Regions from separate parts of the Homo sapiens genome. Here all the other regions are linked to region 1. The links are chromatin contacts, found by Hi-C or POLR2A ChIA-PET in ENCODE. All regions are on one chromosome and are shown on one strand. Each heading gives the region's core, a stretch centred on a gene start or an enhancer-like site at or near the end of the contact. The rest is flanking DNA. Distances are from core to core; before and after follow the strand shown. Region 1 holds the start of PRIM1 (DNA primase subunit 1). Region 2 overlaps R3HDM2 (R3H domain containing 2). Region 3 holds the start of ARHGEF25 (Rho guanine nucleotide exchange factor 25). Region 4 holds the start of R3HDM2 (R3H domain containing 2). Region 5 holds the start of CDK4 (cyclin dependent kinase 4). Region 6 holds the start of ARHGAP9 (Rho GTPase activating protein 9).

What was found. A loop is a pair of places that touch in the nucleus more often than their neighbours do. ChIA-PET counts read pairs that join two places held with the same protein, here RNA polymerase II (POLR2A). Pooled maps may share reads with other maps.
Region 2: a loop to region 1 is called in a pooled map, with 9 times the contacts of the local background. The contact joins the enhancer-like site here to the promoter of PRIM1 in region 1. A Hi-C loop is called at or near these places in 5 of 50 pooled maps. POLR2A ChIA-PET finds 5 or more read pairs at or near these places in 2 of 52 experiments (T-cell and activated naive CD4-positive, alpha-beta T cell).
Region 3: POLR2A ChIA-PET joins it to region 1 with 10 read pairs in CD8-positive, alpha-beta memory T cell. The contact joins the promoter of ARHGEF25 here to the promoter of PRIM1 in region 1. POLR2A ChIA-PET finds 5 or more read pairs at or near these places in 2 of 52 experiments (CD8-positive, alpha-beta memory T cell and activated B cell).
Region 4: a loop to region 1 is called in a pooled map, with 10 times the contacts of the local background. The contact joins the promoter of R3HDM2 here to the promoter of PRIM1 in region 1. A Hi-C loop is called at or near these places in 7 of 50 pooled maps. POLR2A ChIA-PET finds 5 or more read pairs at or near these places in 2 of 52 experiments (HepG2 and activated CD4-positive, alpha-beta T cell).
Region 5: a map of naive thymus-derived CD4-positive, alpha-beta T cell shows a loop between it and region 1 (6-fold over the local background). The contact joins the promoter of CDK4 here to the promoter of PRIM1 in region 1. A Hi-C loop is called at or near these places in 1 of 168 maps with a recorded cell type or tissue (naive thymus-derived CD4-positive, alpha-beta T cell), 2 of 37 single-sample maps with no recorded cell type and 8 of 50 pooled maps. POLR2A ChIA-PET finds 5 or more read pairs at or near these places in 1 of 52 experiments (CD8-positive, alpha-beta memory T cell).
Region 6: a pooled map shows a loop between it and region 1 (6-fold over the local background). The contact joins the promoter of ARHGAP9 here to the promoter of PRIM1 in region 1. A Hi-C loop is called at or near these places in 1 of 168 maps with a recorded cell type or tissue (B cell), 2 of 37 single-sample maps with no recorded cell type and 7 of 50 pooled maps. POLR2A ChIA-PET finds 5 or more read pairs at or near these places in 1 of 52 experiments (T-cell).

The regions. Positions count from the first base shown.
Region 1 is chr12:56,751,062-56,754,298 of GRCh38, reverse strand. PRIM1 (DNA primase subunit 1) reads left to right here and starts at 1,976. Exons shown (of 13, transcript NM_000946.3): 1 at 1,976-2,103; 2 at 3,104-3,237. The coding sequence starts at 2,001. RefSeq lists a silencer at 2,040-2,334.
Region 2 is chr12:57,279,058-57,282,109 of GRCh38, reverse strand. It overlaps R3HDM2 (R3H domain containing 2), which reads left to right. Exons shown (of 24, transcript NM_001394031.1): 14 at 1,580-1,752. Among named protein-coding and RNA genes, the nearest start is that of STAC3, 29 kb to the right of the region's middle. RefSeq lists an enhancer at 1,131-2,330. Within about 2 kb of position 1,774, at least 19 of the 41 ENCODE cell types and tissues checked have a DNase peak (open chromatin) inside an H3K27ac peak, as active enhancers do.
Region 3 is chr12:57,610,029-57,613,068 of GRCh38, reverse strand. ARHGEF25 (Rho guanine nucleotide exchange factor 25) reads right to left here and starts at 1,634. Exons shown (of 15, transcript NM_182947.4): 1 at 1,078-1,634; 2 at 1-139. The coding sequence starts at 1,174. RefSeq lists a silencer at 1,222-1,741.
Region 4 is chr12:57,429,677-57,432,668 of GRCh38, reverse strand. R3HDM2 (R3H domain containing 2) reads left to right here and starts at 1,626. Exons shown (of 24, transcript NM_001394031.1): 1 at 1,626-1,949. R3HDM2-DT (R3HDM2 divergent transcript) reads right to left here and starts at 1,553. Exons shown (of 2, transcript NR_185976.1): 1 at 1,239-1,553. RefSeq lists a silencer at 1,725-2,194 and an enhancer at 2,375-2,484.
Region 5 is chr12:57,751,060-57,754,423 of GRCh38, reverse strand. CDK4 (cyclin dependent kinase 4) reads left to right here and starts at 2,114. Exons shown (of 8, transcript NM_000075.4): 1 at 2,114-2,249; 2 at 2,688-2,924; 3 at 3,082-3,217; 4 at 3,334-3,364. The coding sequence starts at 2,707. RefSeq lists silencers at 1,665-1,784, 2,015-2,094, 2,825-2,964 and an enhancer at 1,755-2,488.
Region 6 is chr12:57,478,168-57,481,433 of GRCh38, reverse strand. It overlaps ARHGAP9 (Rho GTPase activating protein 9), which reads left to right and starts at 1,568. Exons shown (of 18, transcript NM_032496.4): 1 at 1,568-1,704; 2 at 2,010-2,343; 3 at 2,677-2,894. The coding sequence starts at 2,028. RefSeq lists enhancers at 1,155-1,244, 1,415-1,464, 2,985-3,034.

The DNA.
Region 1 (3,237 bases), core at 727-3,226:
AAAGTTAGCTGGGTGTGGCAGTGCACACCTGTAATCCTAGCTATTTGGGAGGCTGAGGCATGAGAATTGCTTGAGCCTGGGTGACCAAGGTTGCAGTGAGCCATGATTGTGCCACTGCATTCCAACCTGGGCGACACAGCGAGACTCTGTCTCAAAAAAATAAGTAAAATAAAATAAAACTATGTTTTTCATGTGACATGTTATTCATGTGACTGCCCACTCTAGCCCACAATTGCCATAAGGTATCATTACACAGTAAGAGTGATTGGCAGATCTCCACATCAATAGCAGATGGGTTCCCTTCATACTTGTAAAGCTCTCCATGATTCTGCAAGCTTCCTATAATTCATATTTTCTTATACCTGGGTGTTCTATTTGAGAGACTAAATATATGAACAGCAGCCAGACCATATATAAAAACAGAACTCTGACCCACAATCTACAGCAACCTGCTGGGGAAACCAACCCCCTTATCTATAATAAACAGCACAGGAAGCAAGCTTGCTACAAGTCAGACTTGTATAAAGTCAAACTGCTATCTCTAATGATGATCCTGGAGGCCAAACAACAACCCCTGTAGCAATGGGCCCAAATGCCTTAACTAGTATCCTACAGCTTCCTTAACAGCTTCCAACATAGGTCCAACCAAAGAAAGCCAAACACCCACCCCTAAACCAATCACATACCGCATCCTACTACTAGTTAGCCCAGGTACAGCTTCTCCATGCCAACAGCCTCCAATCAAAGAATACCTTGACGGCTTCCCTTTTTTATAAAGCTTTCCTACTCCTCTGCCTGCCTTTGAGTCCTGTCAAATGCAAGTGATGATGGCTGACTCCCTTGCTATAGTAAGCTCTGAATAAATAGCCTATGCTTTTCTCATTTGGTTATTTATTTCCACATATTGGATCTAGTAATTCATGAAATTCCATGAAGAACTAATTTCCAAAACTTTTTTTTTTTTAGACACGGTCTTTCTCTGTTGCCCAGACTGGAGTGCAGTGGCACTATCATGGCTCACAACAGCCTGGACCTCCCAAGCTCGAGAGATTGATTGCCCCCTCCCCCCACTCCCCGCCCCCAACCCTTCAGCCTCTAGGGTAGCTGGGACTACAGGCGCACGCAACTACATCTGGCTAGTTGTGTGTGGGTGCGTGTGTGTAGACAGAGATCTCACAATGTTGCCCCAACCGGTCTCGAACTCCTGGCCTCAAGCGATCCTCCTGCCTTGGCCTCCCAAAGTGCTGACGTTACAAGCATGAGCCACCGCACCTGCCTACAAACGTTTTTAAAAGATACTGGTGTCGGCCAGGCGTGGTGGCTCACACCTGTAATCCCAGCACTTTGGGAGGCTGAGGCGGGCGGATCACGAGGTCGGGAGATCGAGACCATCCTGGCTAACACGATGAAACCCCGTCTCTACTAAAAATAAAAAAATAAAAAAATAAAAAAAAATTAGCCGGGCGTGGTGGCTGGCGCCTGTAGTCCCAGCTACTAGGGAGGCTGAGGCAGGAGAATGGCGTGAACCCGGGAGGCGGAGCTTGCAGTGAGCCGAGATCGCGCCACTGCACTCCAGCCTGGGCAACAGAGCGAGACTCTGTCTCAAAAAAAAAAAAAAAAAGATACTGGTGTTATTTCTAAAACATCCAAAAAGTTCACGTGGAGCATCCTTTTTACTTCATCTTAATAACCTAAATCAATATGCTATAGGTCTCACATTTCCGGAGAAGATCCTCTTCCTGGAATGGACGCGGCCTTCTGCCCACAAGAGCGGTGGCCCTAGTGCCCGAACGCGTGGGCAGATCGCAAACTGCTGCGTCTCCCGCAGCCCCCGCGCGCACCAAGTGGGAACTACAATTCCCGGCGGCCCCGGCGGACTGCGGGCCGCCGGGTCAGACAGCCGACCTCGGCCATAAGCGCCTGCGCAGTCGCGGGGCCGCCGGCCGTGCTGTTCCCGCCAATTCCTGTGGTAATCCTTACCGTGGCGAGTTCCGCGCTCAATGGAGACGTTTGACCCCACCGAGCTGCCCGAGCTGCTTAAACTTTATTACCGGAGGCTCTTTCCCTACTCTCAGTACTATCGCTGGCTCAACTACGGTGGAGGTGATGGAGGCGAGGAATGGGTTCGGGAGCGGAGTGTGAGGAGGTTGGAGGCGGGGTGTCCTTAGAATGACAATATGAAGCGCCTTCTGTGCACCAGGCTTTGTGCCGCGCGCCTTCATTTGCTCTCTCGAGCCCGCCCCACCACTTCATAGGTGTAAATGGGCCGAGAGAGGATATAATAAGCCAGCCTGCGGCCACGCTGTAAAAAAAAAAAAAAAAAAAAAAAAAACAGAGCCGCCGCTCCTACCTCTGCGTGGTCAGGCTCACATTAGGTGCCCCGTTTACCTGCAGCGGTGCCCAGGGGGTTACTGGGGCGTAGCGTGAAGCTGCTGAGGCATGGTTTGCATCAGGAGCGGAAGAGCCTCTCTCAGAGGAAGAGAAATACTTTCTTCCTTGCAGCTGAATTTATTAGTGCGAATCGAGGAGAGAGGGGTGGCATTACATATTTAAAATATTTATGCATCTGTTTCATCTTTTGTACCGTTCCCTAGCAAATACGGAATGGTAACTGCTTTCAAATTAGGGACTAGGTCATGTGGATTTTGTTTTGTTTTTCTTTTACATCTACCACGGTGTTGAGCATAGGGGGCTCATTAAAAACATCTTCTCGGGCCGAGTGCCGTGGCTTACGCCTATAATCCCAGCACTTTGGAAAGCCGAGGAGGACGGATTACCTGAGGTCAGGAATTCGAGACCAGCCTGGCCAACATGGTGAAACCCCGTTTCTACAAAAAATACAAAAATTATCTGGGCATGGTGGGTCGCATGCCTGTAGTCCCAGCTACAGCCTCGGGAGGCTGAGGTGGTAGGATCCCTTGAACCCGGGAGGCGGAGGTTGCAGTGAGCCTTTATCGAGCCACTGCACTCCAGTCTGGGCGACAGAGCAGGAAGCAAGCAAGATTCCCTCACCGAAAAAAAAAACTTCTCATTGGCTAAAATTATAATGCCCTGAGCCAAATAAAGTAGCAAATTAACTTTAAAATGTACATTTATTTTGCAGTGATAAAGAATTACTTTCAACACCGTGAATTTTCATTCACATTGAAAGATGATATTTACATTCGCTACCAATCCTTCAACAACCAGAGTGATCTGGAAAAGGAGATGCAGAAAATGAATCCATACAAGATTGAT
Region 2 (3,052 bases), core at 525-3,024, 530 kb before region 1:
TCAAACTCCTGATGTCAGGTGATCCACCCACCTAAGCCTCCCAAAGTGCTGGGATTACAGGCATGAGCCACCACACCCAACCAACCATTTCTTGAATATGGCATTAGCTTTGTTTCCTCTTGGTCTTATAAGCATCTGTCATTCTTCAACCCCAGCTTTCCTGCTGACCCCTCTTTAAATCCTTTCCTGACCCTCCCAGGAGTTTTTGCTTCCTCATCTTTGCTTTCATGCAACTTTGTCGATATCACTGATGTATTCCTTATCCTTATCAGATTATAATTGTCATGTGGATGTCTATCTCCCATCAGAAGTTCCTGTGCTGTTGGCTGGGCATGGTGGCTCACACCTGTAATTCTAGCACTCTGGGAGGCAGAGGCAGGCAGATCACTTGAGGCCAGGAGTTCGAAACCAGCCTGGCCAACAAGGCAAAACCCCATCTCTACCAAAGACATCAAAATTAGTTGGGCGTGGTGGTGGGTGCCTGTAATCCCAGCTACTTGGGAGGCTGAGGCAGAAGAATCGCTTGAACCTGGGAGGTGGAGGTTGCAGTGAGCCAAGATCGTGCCACTGCATTCCAGCCTGGGCGACAGAGTGAGACCCTGTCTCAAAAAAAGAAAAAAGTTCCTGTGCTGTTAAGGGCAAGGACTGTGTTTCACTCATCTTTATGTCTTTAGTTCATTATACAGTGCTTGGCACATAGTAAAGTATGTTGTGTTGAATGAGTTCATGCCTTGGAGAGCCTAGAAATGGGGAAATGAGTTGGATAAAGGTTATGTGTATGCTTGAAGTTTTCTCAGCAACATTTTTTTTTTTTTTTTTTTTGAGACCGAGTCTCGCTCTTGTCGCCCAGGCTGGAGTGTCATGGCGCGATCTCAGCTCACTGCAACCTCTGCCTCCTGGGTTCAAGCGATTCTCCTGTCTCAGCCTCCCAGGTAGCTGGGATTACAGGCGCCCACCCTCAAGCTCGGATAATTTTTATATTTTCAGTAGAGACGGAGTTTCACTATGTTGGTTGGCCAGGCTGGTCTCAAACTCCTGACCTCAGGTGATCCACCCGCCTCAGCCTCGCAAAGTGCTGGGATTACAGGCATGAGCCACTGCGCCCGGCCCTCAGCAACTTTTATAAGAGATGTTGCAAATTGAGAAGAAAGCAAAGAGAAGACAGATCTCTCTCTCTCTAGCAAAAGGACGGATCTCTTAAGAGACCAAAAATCTGTGCCTTCCCAGGAAGTAAGCATTTATATTTTCAGCTATCTAAGTTTGATGGACAGATTCCAGACACTTCAGGGGAGGTGCTTCAGCAGCCTCACATTTTGTTCAATTTCATAACCAAACTTGACAGTCAAGGTGGTTCCTGTCCCTAGGGAGCAGAAGCCTGCAAAGAGGAGGACTGGCATCAGCAAGGCAGCTGAAATGCATCTGTGCTCATCTGTGAATCTTCAAAAGACAGTGGGGGAGGGGACAAAAGGGAATAAAGAGGAAAGGCAAAGAAAAAGTAGAGCCCTCTGACTAAGCTTCCAGGGATAATGTGTTCGTGGCTTATGCTTACAACTTTTTGTGGGTTTCTTCTTTGCCTTAGGTATGGCACTAGGTGCCCCAGAAGTGTGCAACCAGGTCACCTCATCCCAGTCTGTCCGGGGGCTTCTCCCTTGTACTGCCCAGCAGCAACAGCAGCAGCAGCAGCAGCAACTTCCTGCTCTCCCACCCACGCCTCAGCAACAGCCACCCTTGAATAATCACATGATCTCACAGGTGAGTCACCACTCAGTGTCAGAGTCCTCTCCACTCTGATTCAAGCAAACTTTAGATGTACCGTCATGTCTCTTGTGCTGTGGGTGGCAGGAAGGATCAGTTTTTGGAGACATGCCACTCTCTCCCCCATTTCTCATTTGTTAGTTGTAGGGAAAGAAGAACCTTGAGCAAAGGTTTTGCCAAATAACTACTGAGTCAGCTTGGGGGTTTTTTGCTTTATATTTCTTCCTCTGCTTCCTGAACATTGTCAGTAGAATCTTTTATTTCATACCACATTTCTACTGTACCCCATCTCCCTCTATGTCCATGTGTAATTAACAAGGCATTTTTTTCCATTACATCTATATATTGGAACTTGAAAAGATTATAACTTCCACCATCATCTGACCAACTATGTGGACCCATAAACACCTATTTATGTGTTGGGGTTTGCGGAAAAAAGAAATAACACTCAAGACCCCTTCCATACATATGCCACGAAACACAAAGACTCCAAATGTGTCTTTGTTTTCCATGACTCAAAAGGGCTGTATCCTTCTCCTTCTGTTGCTGGACTGGTAAATGTTGGTACCAACTAGAGTTTAAGTGAAGTTTTGCATCTGTGGAGACCAGGAAGGTCATTAGCCTAAGAATCAGTCCTGTTCTAAACCAGAACTTCAGTATTCTGTTTTATTTCTTTCTTTTAATTTTTAAAAAATGTATTGTTATTATTATTATTTTGAGATAGGGTCTTGCTTATGTTGCCTAGGCTGGTCTCAAACTTGTGGGCTCAAGTGATCCTCCCTCCTTGGCCTCCTAAAGTGCTGAGATTACAGGCATGAGCCACCATGCCTGGCCATTGTCATTAAGGTGACTATGTTTAAAAGTCACCTTAAGGCCAGGCATGGTTGCTCAAGCCTGTAATCCCAGCACTTTGGGAGGCTGAGGCGGGTGAATCACCTGAGGTCAGGAGTTCAAGACCAGCCTGCCCAACATGGTGAAACCCGGTCCCTACTAAAAATACAAAAATTAGCCACGTATGGTGGCGGGTGCCTGTAATCCCAGCTACTAGGGAGGCTGAGGCAGGAGAATCGCTTGAACCCATGAGGCGGAGGTTGCGGCGAGCCGAGATCGCGCCACTGCTCTCTAGCCTGGGCGACAGAGTAAGACCCTGTCTCAAAAAAAAAAAAAAAAAAAAAAGTCACCTTAATACTCCGAGCAGAGCTGTGCTGAGATCTTCACTTACTCCCTTCTCACACGAATAGAGCTCTTTTTGAGGAGAGCCCCATACTTTATCCTGAAGTATTCTCTGGTAGCTGGA
Region 3 (3,040 bases), core at 385-2,884, 860 kb before region 1:
CTCAGGCCACTGACGGGCCCTGGGGGGCCTGGGGAACAGGGGCCAGAGCTGAGGCCAGAGCTGGGGCCAGAGGGGGCAGCCAGACCGGAGGCAGCAGAAGCCGATATACTCCCCTCACTGCCCGCAATGGAATAGGATTCTAATGGGAGGAAAAAGAGAGGAGGTGATAGACCTTGCCCCAGCTCCAGACTCAGGGTCCCCAGGGAACTCCCAGGGTCTTCTCTTCATGATGCTCAGCCTCTCTCTCCAAGGGCTCACTCTCTTGCCATCCTCATTTGAGTTGGCCAGGATAGAAAATTTCACCAGGGCACCCCTGGGAGAAAGCACAGTAAGGTAAACGCCTGGCTCTCCAGGCCTGGAACCCCCAGTTACATGTGGAGGTTCCCCATATCCTGAGCATAGCATAGATATGGGGGTGGGGGCAGCCATCTGGGCAGACATTGGAAGCTGGGGGTGGCCATCTGCTCTCCTACAACCCTCCCTCTTTCAATGGGTACAGACCATTCTCTGGGAAGAGGGGAGGATGAGCTGGGTCCATCTGCCACTCCCAGTCCCCTCCTCCACCAATTGCAGTAATCACTATAAAAAGAAAAGACTTCTGCAGCCCACCTCCCCAACACATGCGTAGACCCAATAGAGGAGGCCAGTGAGGAGGGTCCATCAGGGTTATCGTTGGCCTGTGCTCAGCGACAGAGAGCTGTGATTCCTTATAAAGCCCCTTGTAGAACCACCTCATTCTCATTCCTCCATTCTCCTGTCCCTCTTCAGAAGTAGATTCTTAGCAAAAGGTTTGAGGAAAATAATCGGTTCTAGGCCTAAGGGGATTGTGGGTGGGTTTTTCTCAAACCCATTTGACAAAGGGAAAGAGATGAGTTCCCTGCCCCTTCCCCTATTTCCTTAACTTGAACTAACAGAAATTTGGAGGCAGAAGGGACCTTAGGGATCACTTAAGAAACCACTTTCCTGGAAAACACATACAGTCTCCAACCCTAAATCCCAAGGGCCAGGGCAAACAGATGCCCTGAACCCCCAGCCCGCCCCCCACTCAACACTGGACCCTCTCGACCTGGCACTCACCACGTCCCCCCCGGGCGAAGCAGCAGCCGCATTTTGCCAGCACTTTTCGGATCACACGGGGACAGGCACAGCGACCCCCTTTGTGCCCCCCCCGCATGGCGCCCGGGCCCCCCCGCGCCCCCCACCCGGGCCGGCCATGCAGGGGGAATCACGGGGGGCGGGGCGGGGACGGCGCCGGGCGCACACCCCCCCTCCCTCCTACCCCGGTCCAGGCTGTGGGAGGGGGGGAGGGAGGGGACCGGGAGGAGGTGTCCAGGGGTAGGCGGAAGTCTAGTCTTGAGGAGGGCTGGGGGCTCTAGAGAGAGAGAGGCGCGGGGCCCGGCCGCCGGGCTGGGCGGGGAGGGTTTCCGGAACCCTGTCGGTGCGGGGGCCTAGGGTCCAGATGTCCAGTGGAAGGGGGAGGGATGGTAGGGGAGGCTGGGCCGGGATGCGGCAGCCGCTCCAGCTGTCTCCGGCCTCTGGTTAGGGGTGGCTCTAGGCCCGGGCCGGGGAGGAGGCGAGGGCCGACCCCCGAGCCACTGGCGCTGTGCGGGTCCCAGCGGAGCGGAGAGCTGAATAACAGGCCTGGCCGCGGGGCCGCCACGAGGCGGGGCCTCTGCGGCCCAGCTCCGCCCTCTCCATCGCGTTCCCCCTCCTGCCTGCGCCGGGTTCCCGCCCCGATCGCCCCTCCCCCAGACACCACCACGTTCCCACTCCACGTCCCCAGCGCTTTTTCCCCTCCCCAGCCCGTGCTCCCCTGCCCCGGGGTCCCCCTCCCTCTCGCATCCCGGGCTCTGCGGAGCGCTGGGGTCGGGGTTCAGCCTGTCTGCAGGGTCTGCCCAGGTCTCCCCTTGGCCTCTGCGATGAAGGAGGACTCAGTGGATGGGGCCTTGGCCTGTGCGAAGATGTTCTGGGTTTGGGGCTGTCCCCGGCCGAGTGGACAGAGGCCCCCTGGTACGGGGTGCGTGTATGGGGAGTCTTTTGTGGGTGAACACAACCCAGATGCCGCCCTCTCTCAGGACCCTTCTTTCCTCCAGGCCCCGGGACTCCAGCTAAGACTAATCGCCAATTAAGGCGAAGTCCTGGAGCCCGGGCTGGCGAGGGGCCAGGGGTGGGGCGCGGGGACACTCTGCCTGCGAGGGCTCGGGATCGACTGGGATGGGGGACACACATTGGACTCGAAGGCAAGAAGAGTGGAGGTCTCTGCGATTAAATGGGTCTCATGCAAATTAGATGCGAACTTTATGCTAATAAGAATAGAATATTTTTGAATTCGCCACTTGGCGCAGGATAGCAAACTGTGCCCCACCCCACCCCCAGCTTCTTACCGGGCTGCAGAGCCCCGGCGAGGACCTCATGTTCGCGATCCCTTCTGTGATCTCCCTCCGTACGTTCAGACTCTGGCTCGGTACCCACCAACCCTAGAGGGCTTCTCCTTGGGGGCTGCGGGGACAGAACCACTGTAAGGAACCTGCCCTCCTAGGCAGCCCTGACCTCCCCCTTCCCCTTCTCCTACCTGTCAAAACCCACATTGTTATAAAAGGCTCGCCCAGAACGGGGCTATGGCCCTCGTAATAGAATTCATGTATTCCTGCGACTGCCCCGCAGAACTCGTTTTCGGATAAGTTGAGTTGTGGGTGCAGCCCTCCTGAAGGCCCCGAAAGACCCCCGACCCCACCGCGAGCCCCCATTCTTACCCCCTCCTGCCCAGGGAGGGCGCATGCGCGCAGCATGCCCCCCATGACCCCCAGTATCCGGTCAGTGCGGCCAGGGGCGGGGCGGTCCGGGGGCTTCATACTGAACCCCCACCCTGCTCCAAGTTTCAGGGTCGAGGGGGCACTGAAGCTGGGGGGCTTTGAGGCCTGCGCGCGTCCGGGGAGTTGCTGCTGCGGAATCCGCCCCCTGCCCGGCTCCGCCCCCACTCCCACCCCAGCCAAACTTCGCAGAGTGGCTAGGGTTGTTTTCTCTACAACCATAGTTGAAC
Region 4 (2,992 bases), core at 377-2,876, 680 kb before region 1:
GGTTTCCTCATCTATAAAACAGGTATAATAATAGTACCTATTGTATTGAGGATTTGATACTAACAATAGATGTAGAATGCTACACATTTTATATTGTACTTACATACACATAATACAAATATTAGCTATTATTTCCTACTGGTCATCACTGCCTGGTCTGGAACTCCTGAGCTCAAATGATCCACCTGCCTTGGCCTCCCAAAGTGCTAGGTGTGAGCCACTGCGCCCGGCCAAGACAAAAAGTTTAAATCGTGGTGAAAAGTGGCAGGTTAGATCAGTTCAGTTCAGTTGTATTTTTCTTCCCCCGTTGTTGTTCTCTAGAGGGTTGAGAGAATTTGGGGGCAGGAGGCAGTGATGACCAGGAGAGAGGGCTGGGCAAGGTGGCTCACACCTGTAATCCCAGAACTTTGGAAGGCCGAGGCGGGTGGATCACCTGAGGCCAGGAGTTCGAGATTAGCCTGGCCAACATGGCAAAACCCCGTCTCTACTAAAAATACAAAAAATAGCCGGGTGTGATGGTGCGTGCCTGTAGTCCCAGCTACTCCGGACGCTGAGGCAGGAGAATCACTTGAACCTGAGAGGTGAAGGTTGTAGTGAACCGACATTGCACCACTGCAATCTAGTTGCCTGGGTGACAAAGCGAGACCCCATCTCAAAATAAATAAAACAAACAAACAAACAAACAAAAAACGCCAACCAACCTGGAACTTGCTCATCCTTGAAGGAAAGATGAACTTCATGCCTCTATGACTTTGCTGGAATCTCCATTCTTACCTCTCTAGTGAACTATTTATAGTCTCAAGATTAGCTGGAGTTTCACCTGTAGTTTCTCTGTAACTTACTCAATCTCTTTTACCGCTAAGAACGAATTGCTGTTCCTTGTGTTTCCATAGCACATTTAAACCTTTCTATTATAGCACTTAAATTGTACTATAATTATTTGACTTTTTTTGCCTACCGCAGTTTCTGTCACAAGGTAAATATTTAATGGTCGAATTCTACAAAAGACTACATTGCTTCTTTGAGGGAGTTTGGTCAGTAAATTATCCACACACACATAATCAATAACTAAATTGATTCTGCCTAGAATGGACAAAACGGGGGAGGCTGGACATTTAAGACGATTTTTGAGAACTGTATCTTAGAGAGGGGATGATGGTAAGAATGTGATCTTAATAGGACAGACTGAGTTCCTCCTAGGTCGGTTTTTTTCATCTTTACGTAAAATGGACATTTACCTGCTCAACTATAGTTATCCACGTATGCAACAAATACCGAGTGTACGTTCTTTTGGTACAGGAGTTACTGCCCTAAGTGAAAGTGCTCTGTAAATGGAAATTACTTTAGAATGATCACTATTAGTATTATATTGAAATCCAGGGTATTCTATCTGACAGACTTGAAGGGTTTAAGGAGGACCGAGGCTCCCAGTGACTCCGGATTGGTGTCCTGACACAGGTAACGCGGAAGGAGGAGAGGGCGAGCGAGCGAGTGCGAGTGCGCGCGCGCCGGCGGGAGTGCGTGCGGCAGGCGGTAGGCCCCGCAGGGCTGCTGAGGGGCACGCGGGAAGCCAGGAAGCAGGGACGGCCGGAACGCAGGACGAGGTGACGACAACGCCGGACGTAGTGACGTAGCGCGCAGCCGCAGCGGGGGGCGGACTCTGGGCTTTTCTTCCCCTTCTGATTTTCCCCTCCCCCCTTTTCTCCCTTTCCGGGTTTGGTTCCCCCCTTTTCTTCCCCTCTCCCCCCTCCTTCCCAAGCCCCTTTCCCCTCCCCCGTCCCAGTCCCCCCTGCTTCCCAGCCCTCGGCCCCGGGGAAGCCCCGGCCGAGAAAAGCCCGCCCCCAGAAGCGCGCCGCCGCCGGCCGTCGGGGCCGAGCCGCAGCCGAGCGGCCGTGGGCCCGGGCGGCGGGCGGAGACGTGGGCGCCCTCCCCGCCAAGGCCCGTGCGAGGTGAGGCCACCTCCCGGCCGAGGGGGCGGGCGGCCCGGACGGCCTGTGGGGAGGGGGCGTGGCGGCCGCACGGGCGGGCGCGAGGAGGCCCCGCGGCCTGGGTTCCTCGCGCCCGGCAGCCGGTCCCGGGGACGATGGGTCAGGGTCGGATGGCCGCGGGAAGGACTGCTCCAAGTGTGCGCTGCTGGAGAGAAGCTGGGGGCGCGGGGCGGAGGGCGGCGGTGCGGGGGCAGGGGGGTGGCGCCACCTGTGGCCTTTGCGGGGTGACCTAAAAACTATTGCGCCCTTCCAGTGCTTCGGGGTGGCTAGCTCCGTGTGTTTCTTGGGTGGCGGTTTTCCTTCGAGCGTGGAGCATGGAAAAATAGGACGGAGAGGTGTAGAAGTGTTTAAAATCATGCTGGTGTCCAGGTTTCTTACAGGGACGGGGATTTGAGTTGGCACATACAGGGAGATGTTTCTATAGCTTAAAACTTGGGCCTACACTAAGCTCATAACTACTCGAGCCCCTGAAAACGCTTCGATTCGTTTTCCCGTAGAGCTAACATTTTTCAACATTTGTGGCCATTAAGTCTCGGAACTACCAGGAATACTGACTTAGAGTGAATTGTCATTGGATAATGATGAGAAATGACCGAATAACAATCCCAGAACTGCGTTAAAACGGAAGAAAGAAAAGTGGAAAAGTTTGAATTCAGATCCCAGTTGGATGAATATCCTTGTACATAATGTTGTTCAAATAGATAACTAAGATTGAGAAGCCTGAGTCCTGTCTGATATGCGTAAGCCACGTGGAGACTCAAGGAAGGAGGAAAGTGACAGGTTTCACTTCAGGAATATCACAAATTCCTAGCATTTTCTTGTATTTTTAGATAGATTTGCAGTTGAATTATTTGTGGCTCTTCTTCCTAATGCTTTTTTTTGTTGTTGTTCCACCAATATTCCCCCCCCACCCCCGCCCCCCTTTTTGTTGCTGGGGTATCAAGACAAAAGGTTGTATTTTGTTTTTTGAGACAGGGTCTCAGTCTGTCACCCAGAATGGAGTG
Region 5 (3,364 bases), core at 865-3,364, 1.0 Mb before region 1:
TGAGGCCAAGTTCTACCCCCATCACATTTTTTTCTTTCTTACACTTACATTCTCCCTCTCCTCCCCTTTGCAAAGCTGAGGGAAAAGGGATTCCAGGGGAGCTCATTGGGTCAAACATACTGGGAAAAAATTTAATTAGTGAAAGAGTAATTAACAGAAGAAGGGAGGGGACAGAGCCTGGGACAGACTGCCAAATTAAGGTTCCTCAATAGAAAGTGATGGAGAGACAGTAATGTTCCCATGAAGTATTCAAATGTTTTGGATGGACTAATGAATGAATCAGAAAAAGGGGCTGGGACCCAAGCAGACAGAGAGGACGTCTTCTGTTGCAAAGACAGTAAGCTGTGAAGGTCTTATGTGGAAGGTGAGGCTGAAGTGGGGAATGCTGGTGTGGGAAGGGAGTTTGAAAAACTCACAGACAATTATCTTAGCCTTCCAGAAGGCTTACAAAGCACCCACCCCTAGCAAGGTAGCCAATAAAACATTCACCTCTTGAGCCCCTTAGTCAGTTCAGTCCTTGAGGTTTTTCTTACTAGTGTTCCAGCTGCCCTTGCCAGGAGGGGCCCAGGGCTACAAGTATCAGGATGGAAAGAGGAGGCATCTGTATTAATATGTATTCTATTTTGCTCTAAGTCATGGTTTATATTCATCTTCTAGTTTGAACTCTTATATTCTCAGCCAGATGGTTAAGGAAAACAGAAGTTAGAGTGGAAGGAGTGGCAAATAGGGTAATAAAATGGCTTTAGATTTTAGACAAATTCTCACAAATGAGACACTAACCGCTTTCCTCCTTTACTCCCATACCCCCAAAGGGCTGGGAGATAAAGACCTTGGAGCCAATAAAACAAAGTAGGAGAAATCTACTTGTGTCTACCTAGGTGTCTGGGCAGAGGCCATTTGGGAACAAGTGTGTTCTGGACAGTGCTAAGTGCTAAGAAAGCGGCACTAGGGAAAAAGAGGGAAGCACAATAACTCCAAATGAGTAGTCACAAGGTTTGCAGAAGGGGGCATGTCATTTTCATTCATTGTGGTGGTCTGGAGGGTGCAGGGGGTGTGGTGGTAACTTTCTTGCACATGTGCAATCCTGTATCCGTCTTATATATGATGTGATAAATAATATCATATACATACATATATACATAGAAGCATATATGCACACATACAAATATCACATAATCATAGAACCTTCCTACTGGAAAAAAAAAAAAAACTTAAAAGGTCAAGTATTCCTGTCTCCTGCTCATCAATAACTTCTCTGCCAGATGGCCTCAGGTCTTTGCATTAACACTCCCAGGGAGGTTTGGAAGTTGGAAAAGTGAGAGGATTACCTTGTCACTGAGCCTGTTGGATTACTGTATTAATCTGCCTTCCGTCATCCTTTAATCGTAGTTTTGCCCTCAAATGGGCATTGTTTACTCCCTATTGTAGAAGACCCCATTGTTGGCTACATCTTTATAGATAGTCGTACCACTACTTTAAAGGGCCAGTGACAGACACCAAAAACAAAATAAAAACCCACATACACACTGGAAGCAAGCACTCAGTAAAATGTTGTAGAATTAATGAATGAAACAATGACACAAATGAGAGTATGTTTTCTCATGGTGGAGCGAAAAGGTGACAGCATCACCTCTGGTACCCCAACTCCCACCCCCTCCCCAATGCAGACAGGCTGAAAGACCGGTAGTGAGACTGGAGTTCAGCCTTCAGACCGGTAGTGAGACAATCCTTCAGCCGGGAGTTGGGCTCTGGGTGGCCTAGGTTGCCATGGCACCGCCTCGGGCTCCACCCTCTCTTGTCCCCCTCACCGCTCCCCCCCTGCAGCGGGGGTTGTGGCAGCCAGTCACGTGCCCGCCGCGTAGCCACACCTCTGCTCCTCAGAGCAATGTCAAGCGGTCACGTGTGATAGCAACAGATCACGTGGCTGCCATCGCCCCTCCGCCCCCTTACACTCTTCGCCCTCCTCCCAGTCGAAGCACCTCCTGTCCGCCCCTCAGCGCATGGGTGGCGGTCACGTGCCCAGAACGTCCGGCGTTCGCCCCGCCCTCCCAGTTTCCGCGCGCCTCTTTGGCAGCTGGTCACATGGTGAGGGTGGGGGTGAGGGGGCCTCTCTAGCTTGCGGCCTGTGTCTATGGTCGGGCCCTCTGCGTCCAGCTGCTCCGGACCGAGCTCGGGTGTATGGGGCCGTAGGAACCGGCTCCGGGGCCCCGATAACGGGCCGCCCCCACAGCACCCCGGGCTGGCGTGAGGTAAGTGCAGTCCCTTCCCAGGAATGAGAACCAGTGCCCGCCCCCCTCACAGCTTTCCACGCGTTCGTTTCGCGAGCTGGTTATGGAAGGGTCGCTCAAGGGCGGGAAGTGGGGCCTTTGTGGTCATGGGAAAGTATAATTTTAGGGACTGAGGTGTAGGATCTTCGATGCAAGGCATGTGTCATGTGTGATCTTTGTGCGGGGCGCGATTGTCCCAAAGGAAAAAGCGTTTTCTATTGCAGGGCCTCACGTGGCTGGAGGGGTTGGTATTGAGTCATTGTGTTATCTCTGGGGCCGGCCCCAAGGAAGACTGGGAGCGGGGGATGGGATGCTGGTGGTGTTCTTTGCGCTTTTTTTTTGGGAGTCCCTTTGTTGCTGCAGGCTCATACCATCCTAACTCTGTAAGCGACTTTTGGTGATAGGAGTCTGTGATTGTAGGGTCTCCCTTGATCTGAGAATGGCTACCTCTCGATATGAGCCAGTGGCTGAAATTGGTGTCGGTGCCTATGGGACAGTGTACAAGGCCCGTGATCCCCACAGTGGCCACTTTGTGGCCCTCAAGAGTGTGAGAGTCCCCAATGGAGGAGGAGGTGGAGGAGGCCTTCCCATCAGCACAGTTCGTGAGGTGGCTTTACTGAGGCGACTGGAGGCTTTTGAGCATCCCAATGTTGTCCGGTGAGAAGGTGGTGGAGGGTTGGGCGTGGGGAGTAAAGGGAAAAGACAGCCTATAGGTGGGGTGTGATGATCTGTAGAGAAGTGGGGACCCTGAGGAAATAATGAGAGGCCATGTTGGGTTAAAGGGGATTGAAAAGTGAGCATTTACTCTGGTCAGGCTGATGGACGTCTGTGCCACATCCCGAACTGACCGGGAGATCAAGGTAACCCTGGTGTTTGAGCATGTAGACCAGGACCTAAGGACATATCTGGACAAGGCACCCCCACCAGGCTTGCCAGCCGAAACGATCAAGGTGAGTGGGGTTGGTAGGCATTGAGAGGTGGATTGGGACCTTTGTAGTAGAACCTTCTGGGATTTCAGGTATGGTGCCTAGTTTCCAGTGCATCTGTACCTCCCCTTTGAAACTAGGATCTGATGCGCCAGTTTCTAAGAGGCCTAG
Region 6 (3,266 bases), core at 319-2,818, 730 kb before region 1:
TAAAAATACAAAAAAAAATAGCGGGCATAGTGGCAGGCGCCTCTAATCCCAGCTACTTAGGAGGCTGAGGCAGGAGAATCACTTAAACCTGGAAAGCGGAGGTTGCAGTGAGCAGAGATTGTGCCACCGCACTCCAGCCCAGGCAACAGTGCAAGACTCTGTCTCAAAAAAAAAAGAGAAGAAGAAAGAGAGAGAGACATATATATGGTGGTACCTGGAAAGCCCAGTAAGGGGAGGTTTGTCTAAAGATGGGAGAGACTTGGATATGTTTAAAAGTGAATGCGACGAAGCTAACAAAAACAAGCTAAAGTATAGGAGAGAGAGTTTCAGAGAAGGCAAAAAAAGGGTGGATTCAAGCACTGAACACCAAATGAATAAATAAGTGAATAAATGGGTGAAATTAGTCACTATTTTGGAAGTGGGAAGGAAGAGTTGAGGGGTAGGATTCTCCATGTGTTGAAGTGAAGTAAACTAGGAAGATCACTGAGGCAGAAGCCCAGTACTAGCCACCCAGCCCTCAGGGGAAGAGAGCTGGCTCTCTGATATCACCAGTGGGGAGGGTCATTCGCTCCTTAACCCACCTCTCCAAACCCAAACAGAAAGCCTCACATTGTGCAGTGGAGAAGCTGAGAGAAGAGGAAAAGAGGAGTGGCCAGGTAAGGCAGAAGCAGAAGTGTGGGTTTTAAAGTGCTGGTAATCCAGGGAAGGTCACTTCCCACCTTCCACCAAGGAGAAGCTGGCATCAGTCCCCTATCTACCTGTCATAGCGTCTTGCATTACTTGTCCATTGTTCCTGATTCAATTGTAATTATTAAGTTTATTGTGTCATTAGTTAAGGTCTGTCTCTCCTTAAGCTCCAAAAGGGCTCATTCCCTTCTCTCATCTCCAGTGCCTGACACTGCTCCTTGCACGCAGGAGGCACTCAATCAATCCTTGATAAAAGCATAAATGAGGCCGGGCGCAGTGGCTCACACCTGTAATCCCAGCACTTTGGGAGGCTGAGGCGGGTGAATCACCTGAGGTCAGGAGTTCTAGACCAGCCTGGCCAACATGGTGAAACCCTGTCTCTACTAAAAATAAAAAAACTAGCCAGGTGTGGTGACAGGCACCTGTAATCCCAGCTACTCGGGGGACTGAGACAGGAGAATCACTTGAACCCGGGGGGCGGAAGTTGCAGTGACCCGAGATCTCGCCATCACACTCCAGCCTGGGGGACAAGAACGAGACTTCGTCTCAAAAAAAAAAAAGCATGAATGAACCCACACACTAAAGTAGCTCCTGCCTCAAGAGGCTTGTGTGTACAGGACAGTATCAAGGCTTCTCAGCTCCCAAAATCGTGTCCTGGATTGGGAGGGTGGTGATATTTCAACTCTGAATCCCTCTGTGTTTCTCCCACTTTGTCTTTCTCTCTGATTTGGTCTTGGTATTTATTTGGCTTTCTGTTTCTCTGTCACCATGTCTCTCTGAGTCTGCACAGGAAGCACGCAGCTATGGTCTGAGGTGACTGGTAACGGAAACATTGATGCTTGCATAAATTTAATAAAGAATAACACACATTTTTGTCTTTGTCATTAACCTTGTGTCTCCCTGTTTCTGTCTTGAACCTGATTCTTTCTTCTTATCTCCTTCCTGTGTCCACCTCAAGACTCCCACCACTACCCAGGACCAACTCCTGCTCCTGAATCTTCTGATGGGCCCCACAAGGTACTTGGAGGAAAACTACTGGCCTAGGTCATCTCCTCTAATTTCCTGCCTTGCTGGCCATGCAGCCCTGCTGACCACATCCTCTCTCATGTTACTTACATACTTCCTCACCAGACACCACCAGGAGTTCTCAGCCCCCAAAACCTGTCACCGATCCTCACCAGGCTGTTTGCTCTACCCTCTCCCCCAACTCAAGGGCTCCCGTCCTCACCTCCCTGCAACACTGCTCCTAGAACCATGTCTGTCTACCTGGAGACAGCCAGGCCTATTCCCTTCTGGGTCTCCAGTGTCCCTTTTTCTCACAGGTGACAGTGCTGGCTACAATGCTATCCAGCCGGTGGTGGCCAAGTTCCTGGGGGATCCTAGGGCTGGGCCCCCGAAGCCCTCCTCGGGGATCCCAGCTCTGTGCCCTCTATGCCTTTACTTATACTGGGGCAGATGGCCAGCAGGTGTCTCTGGCTGAAGGGGATAGGTTCCTACTGCTTCGAAAGACCAACTCCGACTGGTGGTTGGCAAGACGCCTAGAAGCTCCCTCCACCTCTCGACCCATCTTCGTCCCAGCAGCCTATATGATAGAGGAATCCATCCCTTCCCAGAGTCCAACTACCGTCATCCCCGGCCAATTGCTCTGGACTCCTGGTGAGTAAGCGCTAAGCCCTCTCCCTTCACCTTCCTACCTCCCATCACCTTCCTACCTCCCTGGCTTCTGGGAATTTTGGGGAGGTCCCCCTCCCTCAAGCTTCTGCTAACCATCTTCTCTTGTTTTTCTTTGATCAGCCTACCTCTTGCCCCCGCCATGGCATCCTCATCCCACTGCCTGTCCTCCTAGTCCTAAGGCTTCTAGGTCTCATGCCATTTTCCACATCCTCCCTCTGCCCTTCTTGTCTTCCCTGTGAGTTCCCAAGATGAGGGACCCAGTTACAACAACACCTCTGATCACCTGCCACCCACCCTCCCCTTTTCTGTTTCCAGGGCCGAAGTTGTTTCATGGTTCCCTGGAGGAGTTGTCTCAGGCCCTCCCAAGCAGGGCTCAGGCTAGCTCGGAGCAGCCTCCTCCACTTCCCCGCAAAATGTGTAGGAGCGTCAGCACTGACAATCTGAGCCCCAGCCTTCTGAAGCCTTTCCAGGAAGGACCAAGCGGAAGATCCCTCTCCCAGGAAGACTTGCCGTCAGAAGCCAGTGCCAGCACAGTGAGTCACAGCTCTTCTGAGCTGGGCCCTGTTCTAGGCACAGGACAGACAGCACCTCTGTCTTCAGGGGACTCCCCTGGGGATGACAAACACAAAAACAAATAAATAAGATAACGCTTGGTACTACTGATAAGTCTAAAGGCAAGTTAATGTGGTGGAGAGTGGCTGAGGTGGTGCGGGGAGACATCTGTGAGGTCACGGCATTCAGTTGACTCTGAGCAAGGAGGAGAAAGAGGCAGCCGAGAGGCAAACTGGGTAGGAGGTGAGAAGGGACAGTAGGTACCAAAGGCCCTGAGGGGACAGGGCACAGGGCGCAGTGGAGGCACTGAAAGGCCAGCCCTGTGCTCTTCCTTCCTCCAGACTCCTAGCCCA